Linked DNA regions of Homo sapiens: all the other regions are linked to region 3. Evidence: chromatin loops called from intact Hi-C (ENCODE). Cell type or tissue: endothelial cell of umbilical vein. All regions are shown on one strand.

Region 1 (2,500 bases), 230 kb after region 3:
GACCAGTAATATGGAAATGGGTAAGGCCTCTGTAGGGAAGAACAGGGCCTGATGACATAATGTCATGGAGAGGTCTGAACCCAGGGAGTGAATCAGTGAATGAATGTCTGAATAAGCGAGTAAATGAAGAGAGGAATGAATGGGTTCCTAGGCAGAAATTGTGATGTAAAAAAATCAGTGAGAAACCAGCAGTAGACACCCAGGATATATTAAAGACAGAGACCACAGATGGGTAATTTGGTTTTAGCTCAGGTAGCCCTTTCTCTTAAGGATAGTACAGTGTCTGTAAGGGCTTGATGGCGAAACATACCAAATCCAAGTTAATGAGAGTAATATCAAAGATTTGTACAGTACTTTATATTTTAAAAGCACTCTCACATTCATACATTAATGCAATTGATTCTCAGTGGAATTTTTTCAAATTCTAGTTGTGTCTAATTGAATGATGGTTAAAATGTCTGGGCCATTGGCCAGGCATTAGGAAGTGTTTTAGTTTTAATACTTCGTGAGTTGTGAGACTGTGTGGTCAGGATCAGGAGCTACTTGTTAGGATATTGGTTATGCTAATAATAAGTAAGCAGTGATCCTTACAACTAATTCCCCCTTTTCCCTCCAACTCCAGGAAAATCCTTCCCTGGAACACAGAATTTCCACTTGGAGGTTGGCCTCATTATTCTCTCTGTAGTGTTCGCAGTATGTCTTTTAGCCTGCCTGCTGGGAGTTGCTCTCCGAAAATTTAAAAGGCGCAACCAAGAACGCCTCAATCCCCGAGACGTGGAGTATGGCACTATCGAAGGGCTCATCACCACCAATGTTGGAGACAGCACTTTAGCAGTAAGTCATGACCCCACAGGAAATCCCAAGCATAAGGAAGGTGTCTGGAGACACGTTCTTATTTCGAGCATGAAACGCTAACCAGTAATGAGTGACTGAACAGTGTACACACATGCTGTTGGTTACTTATGTCCTAAACAAGCACATGCTGGCACCTGTGTAGTCTTCCCATATCAGAACAGCCATTTTAGATAGACATTTAAATAAGGGATGGGATTTATTTTAGTAGTGTTGGTAGTTAGTTACTTTTCTCTGAGGGGTAAAGCAAAAGAGACAGAGAATGGTTGCCTACAGTTTTGGAGGGTTGGAATTTGTGGTCTTCAGTTACTCTATTTTTAGCCATAAAAGTGCTCCTTTAAAAAGGCACCTTTTGCTGAATATTAAATATTAATTTCCTTTCTAGATTATTTCAGCATCCTGTAATTTAAGGCTTAAAAACTTGACATCCAAAAAAGCAGCTTTTAAATTTTGTATGCTCCTGTGGTGCCCTCTTGTGGAGTGCAGTCATTTGGTTAAACCGGTGTTGTCCAATAGAAACATGTGCATCACATGTAATTTAAAATTTTCAAGTAGCCACCTTAAAAACAAACACATGAAAAAACCCAAAAAGTTTCGTAAAAGTAGATTTAATTTTAACAGATATTCAACCAAATACATACCATCTTTGTCATTTCAACGTATAATCGATTAAAAAATTATTAATGTAAATTTTACATTCTTTTTGCTTTTGAAGTAAATTTTCAAAATCTTGTGTGTATTTTACACCTATAGCATATATCAATTCACACCAGCCACAGTTTACTTGCTCATGGCAATGTGTGGCTAGTGATTAACCCGCTGGACTGCACAGTGTTAGAAACTATTGTATTTATACATTAAAAAATTATTCTTTTGCATATTTTTAAATGATAAAATCACATTAAAAAATGACTATCTCCTTCTATTTACCTTTTAAAATTGCTTACCAAGTGTTCATTTTAAAGACGCTTTGAACTTTAAGTGGGGAAAGGGTATCACTTGCTCTAAATAGAAGGTTATCATAAAGTGCAAAAGAAAAAATAATAACATTCTGCATGGATATTATGCTGAGTCTGATGCCTACTCTGAAAAATTTGAGATTTGTGGGTGTTAAGTGAGTGCAAGAGACATGCCAATACCAATTTGAGACTCCTTGTCACAATCCGATTAATTGAAAGACAATCAAAGTAATAACTTTCTAATGTGATTCAGTTTTACTTAATGCCATTGCCCATGTGTATTTGAAATCATTTTGCAGTAAGTCTTGTTCTGCTAGACAGCAAGCTTCAAAGTGTCTGATAGTTCTGCAGTTACACTTGCCCTGCAGCTCCCCTTATGCTGGAGAAGACTTCCCCTCACCAGTGACCATCTGGGTAGCACAGATGCTACACCTGGACAATTGCAGGACCCACCTGTGGCAGGTTGTCACAGACATTTGGTAGTGCCTGATATGGGCTGGGAAACATCCCATTCTACTGCCTGCCCCATCCATCACTGGGCCACTTTTTGGTATGTAAAAGGGGGAAGTAACCTTCTGTAGCTTCCATTTACCTACTGTTTAAACTGTGGTACAGTGGAACTGGGGAAAGAGAATGCAGTATAAGGACATTTCATTTCAAAAAGTAGAGAAATACAATTTTTTTTGTTA
Region 2 (2,500 bases), 170 kb after region 3:
ATGCCTGGTAGTTGTGTGGTGTGACATTAGATCAATTAGCTTTCCCTGTACGCCATTACATCAAAGAGTGTCGCTGGACAGCTATTCTCAACATATGTTTTGTTTGTCTCTGAAAACACGTGTTCCATTTCTCCCTGGGCCATTCAGATTCATTTTGGGTGACTGTCTTGTCAGCCTGGGGCTGGGGAGAGGGGAGGACAGGCTTCATTTTGGCAGTGCTTCAAGCTTGGAGCAGCATCCTGCAGCCAGCACCATAAGCTGTATAATTTGTCCATGGAGGCCTATGCATTATAGAAATGAAAATTCCTTATCTGACAGCATTCATTGCTTAGCATGCAGCAATTTGGCTGTCAGAAACAGCTGGCCCTGCAGGGTGGGACAATAGAAAGGCGAGACCCGAGAGAGGCCAGTGCTTACTCAAGACTCCCACTGTGAGAGGATCAGGTTACTGAGACTGTCATTAACAACAGACTGCAAGGGGCTCTGGGCACAGCTTCCAGTGAGCAGGAGCCTGTGGCTCAGACAGTGAGTGATTTTCCCCTGTTTTGCTGAATGGAACAAAAATAAATAAATTAAAAATAAACCATTAACCTTTGCTGACACTCAGATGTTCAGTTCTGATTTTGTCTTCTACTGGGTGATGAGCATTTCTGGGGAAGTAAGTCCCTTCTAACCTAAGTATAGTTATTGGTGCATTGCAGAAAACTCAAAAAGGAGTGGGGCTGAGGGGCAGGATGGATTGCTTGACACCTGCATGTTGGAGGGCTGTAATTTTTAGGTTCTACTTACCTAGAAACAATGCTGAAAGGACCAGGATTGGAGACCTTATGAGGCAGGTTTAAACATGAAGTAGAAATGGGGTTGTGCGTTCTCCCCAGATGTACATACTTGGAAGAGCCATGCAGCAAGCAGAGGAGAGGAACAGAGGAGCTGTGTGGCTTGACCCTCCTCGGAATCTGCAGTGTGGCTGGCTCTGTGTGCTTCCTGTATTGATTCCATGACTCACGGAGCATGAGCTAAGCAGAAAGCACACTTAAACTACAGAGGAGACAGCTGTCTGTTACAGAAGGACATATTTTCTGGGTTTAATGGCGCCACATTTTTCCTAATAGTTTGTACACTGGGGATGTACTTACTAGTAATGTCTGCTAAAGGGTCTTTATTGTTTTTTCCTTTTTGAATAAAAAAGACATTCTTTAAAAAAATCACCTAAATATTATTCTTGACTTTTATTTCACAACAGGACTTCCCTTCTAGGAAAACAGTACCAATAAGCAACTTGTCACTATGGGTTGTTTTTTTTTCCCCCACCTCTTGATAGCAAGGGTCTATCGGAAGTTTAAAGCAATGCAGCGGGAAGTACCTTGCCTTTTTGAAGCGAATAGCGTTTCAGAGATATTGGGCGGCTCAAGGTTAGTTCTCCTGTTGGAATTCGTTTGTTGTTCAGTGCGACTGGAACTGTACTTTCTCCTGCTCTCCCTCTAAATCTGTTTCGCTTTTACATGATAGAGGCTGAAGTTCCCAGATGTTGTTTGGATTAAAGAGTGTGTGTGGGGAGGGGGGGAAAAGCTTTCTTGATGATAATAACAGAGTCAGACTGGCTGGTTCTGTACTGACAGGAAAATGGAGAGATAAAAACTCCATTAATGGTGTGTGCATTGCCTAAGTAGCCAATAAAACAATGCTGTCCTCACTGGAAGCCGGTCCCAGACTGGCAACGCTTCGTGCCAACTGCAGGAGACAACAGCTGCAAAGAGGGGCAGAGAATTCGAGTCAAGAGTCCACGTTCAATGACTGGCTTGCGGGGCAGTTCTTTTGTTCTCTACCTCCTCCTCTCCTCCTCCTCCTCCTTCTCCTCCTACTTTTGCCCATTTTCCTTGATGAGCCCCTCTTAATGCTCACTGTTCCAGAAATTGAACCACATCTGATTAAAACTTAATGGTTACTCACAGAATGAAGTTGGCTGGTAGTTTCCAAGCCTGTTTGTCTGGGTTGCTTTGAGTGTGTGACAATAGAAATTGTTATTTTGAATAAAATGTATCTGAGGGTTACAGTCCTTAAACTTTGACAGAACAGTCACTTATCACAGATGTACCGCTCTATTTTCCCTCAAATATCTTTAAATTTCCGTGCTCGAAATTAAATTAAAAAATTTAAAAGTTTTTTTTAAAAAAGCATCTCATTTTAGAAGATAATGGAAAATGGTAAAGGCTTGCCTTAGTCAGCTTTCATTCTATATGTACTTCCTGAACCCGTTCTCTGAGTGAAGCTCTCTTCTGTGACTGTGGGCCAGGTAAGGCTGTGCTCAGACGAGACCTGACTTTGGGAACTTACTGCCTCATGGTCAGGTAAATCCTTCGATCTCCAAAGGGAAAGAAAGACATGCTGTTTGAGTGATTTAGAAAAGCATCCCTGTAAATTCAAAAGAGAGATGAGCTGATTACCTAGCTCTGCCTCTGTTACATGTGAGTGTAAAATTTAAATTACTTTGACTTTTATT
Region 3 (2,500 bases):
GAACCTTGTGGTTTCTTCAGCTCCAGGAAATAGCAAACACACCCCTATCCCCACCCCACTACCATTTACACCTACCCTAGGATCTTCTATTCAATTAGAAAATCTTTCATTTATCGAGCAAATATTTGTTGAGTGATGTGCCAGGCATAGACAGGAGAGGAAAGGAGGAAGTCTGTTTGTTTCAATTAGCCAAGTTGGTTTATTCATCTCTTCCTTCTTTAAACAAATGGCTCCTTCCCTCCCTCCCTCCCTCCAGACAAGTGTTCTGTGTGAAAACTTGATCTTTTCACATGACCCTACATCCTCCTCCACAGTGATTGGTTCCCTTCAGTGGTGGACAACTTACCCAAGCTGAGCCTAGCTCCCTTGACCATTGCAATTGATCAAAGGGTGGTCATGTGGCCCAAAACAAGCCAATCAGACTTCTTCCCTAGCTTTTTTTCAAAACTTTATGGGAAAGGAGGGCTCCTTCTCTCCAGTTAGAGAGCCATGAGCCCAGATGTGAGCCTGGAAACTGTAAAGAGCCAGAAAAGAAGCAGAGGGGAAAAAGACAATGAGCAAAACACTCAGAGACGCAGGAGGGAGAAAGAGTCCTGCTGGCATTCAGAACCCTGTGTCAGGTCTTTCTGAATCACCCATTTCCTCTGTCCTTCTGGCTGTCTGGTTACCTGAGTCATTACCTTCGCATTCTTCTGAAGCTATTTCCTATTGTATTTCTGCCGTGTGAAACCAAAGGGTGTTCCCCAGCACAAGGGTTTGGAATTGCAGCGCTCTGTATGAGCTCTGGTAAGCCTCCTTGGCCTAGTGAAGCAGACAGGTGCCAGATCAGAAGCTTTATTAAGATAATGAGGGAGGAGGCCGGGCACTGTGGCTCACACCTGTAATCCCAACACTTTGGGAGGTCGAGGTGGGTGGATCATTTGAGTCAGGAGTTCGAGACCAGCCTGGCCAACATGGAGAAACCCCGTCTCTACTAAAAATACAAAAATCAGCTGGGCATGGAGGCGTGCACCTGTAGTCCCAGCTACTAGGGAGGCTAAGGCACCAGAATCACTTGAACCCAGGAGGCAGAGATTGCAGTGAGCCCAGATTGTGCCACTGCACTCCAGCCTGGGTGACAGAGCGAGACTCTGTCTCAAAAAAAAAAAAAAAAAAAAGAAAAAGAGGGAGCTAATGATGCTCTCATTGGAGGGAACTCATTGTATTACCTTTTACCTATTAATATAACTGTGCCTTCACTTAACATTAATGCAAACAATCCTTGTTGAATACCTGCCCTGTATTTCCCTCACCAGTTTTTGGCCTTTTAAATTGAATTCATGCATACCCGTTCTTCTTTCCTGCTTAATTTGATTCAGCCTACTAGGAAAGGTAAAAGGGAGGATTCCACTTATGCCCGTAACTGTGAAAATGCAACATATCTTTAGTGGAAAATTTACAAACAACCACAAGATGGGGCTGTTATGCAAGGAAGTAAAAGTTAATGGTTGGCGGGAAGAGGATGCAACAGTTTCCAGCATCCAGGATAGGATATTTAAATCTTTCCTCACTAGAAAATAAGGAAAGGAAAATATTTTAAGAACATATATTCATAAAATCAAAGCACTACTTATAACAAATTCAGGGATTACTCTTTTTAACAATCTAGTGTTCCTTTTTGGGAAAGTGATACATAATTATTATAGTAGATATTTTCCGCCTATATCAAGGTTGATTGCTTGTCTTTCTTCCGGGTTTTCTTCATCCTCATTCTTCTGTCGCTTTCGATGAAAAGCCATAACATAAAACCAAAATACATGCATTAATTTATTAATTTATTTACAGACTTCTATGTCCTCTGTATTCAATTTCAAAGACAAAGAAATAGCATTTGATATATTTGATTAACATACTCGTTTCCTGGTGTCTTCCACCTCAATCTAAATTAAATCACTTTGACCTCATTTTTCCCCCCTTGGGTTTGCAGTTTGAAGATCTGGAAAATTCTTGATTAATAGCAATAATGTAAGGTAGCCACGTTTTTAGAAAATCCAAAAGAAGCAAGAGGAAAGTAACCCTGCATAGCCCTTTGCCTTACGAGAGACTACAGCATTTGCTGGGGCAAGATGACCACAGAAGGCAGCCCGCAGGAGAATGCCCATTCACCCTGGAGCTGTGCAAAGCAAGAAGTCTGCAGGTAGATGCAGGGGAAGCCACAAAGAGGAAGCATTCCTGTTCCTTCTAGGGCACAGTCCAGTCTGCGTTGCGCTAACTCAAAACTGGGAGCCTTCTGTTGAGAAATGGGAAACCTAAAAATAGACCTGCAGAAAGTACTTTGACCTTGGCTTGAAAGTCAGCCCAGTGCTATGACAAGAAAAGCCTTTTCCATGAAGATTATGTTCTTAAAAGCCATATTTCATCTGCACACAGACTCCCAGTAAAACCACACTCAGAAAATGTGCGTCTTGGCTATCCTTCAACTGTAAAATCATTATGTTTGGCTCTGGTTATTCTGGACATT

The links. Peaks named below come from ENCODE experiments on the same cell type or tissue, not always from the same donor. Only the 100,000 strongest peaks of a DNase experiment are listed, where the experiment ranks them.
Region 1: a loop joins it to region 3, with 24 times the contacts of the local background. A loop is called at or near these places in 104 of 110 quality-filtered maps.
Region 2: it touches region 3 in a loop (8-fold over the local background); 2 of 110 quality-filtered maps call a loop at or near these places.

The regions. Positions count from the first base shown.
Region 1 is chr2:157,776,465-157,778,964 of GRCh38, reverse strand. It overlaps ACVR1 (activin A receptor type 1), which reads left to right. Exons shown (of 11, transcript NM_001111067.4): 5 at 623-834. Among named protein-coding and RNA genes, the nearest start is that of ACVR1, 99 kb to the left of the region's middle. In endothelial cell of umbilical vein, a CTCF peak has its summit at 1,310 (motif pointing left); a DNase peak (open chromatin) is centred at 1,324.
Region 2 is chr2:157,837,153-157,839,652 of GRCh38, reverse strand. All of the region lies in intron 1 of ACVR1 (activin A receptor type 1), which reads left to right. Among named protein-coding and RNA genes, the nearest start is that of ACVR1, 38 kb to the left of the region's middle. RefSeq lists an enhancer at 309-1,508. In endothelial cell of umbilical vein, no CTCF peak of the experiment used is centred here; DNase peaks (open chromatin) are centred at 442, 992 and 1,512; H3K4me3 peaks cover 653 bases; H3K27ac peaks cover 2,317 bases.
Region 3 is chr2:158,009,421-158,011,920 of GRCh38, reverse strand. It overlaps a transcript of UPP2 not described here. Among named protein-coding and RNA genes, the nearest start is that of UPP2, 91 kb to the left of the region's middle. In endothelial cell of umbilical vein, a CTCF peak has its summit at 1,433 (motif pointing right); a DNase peak (open chromatin) is centred at 300; H3K27ac peaks cover 277 bases.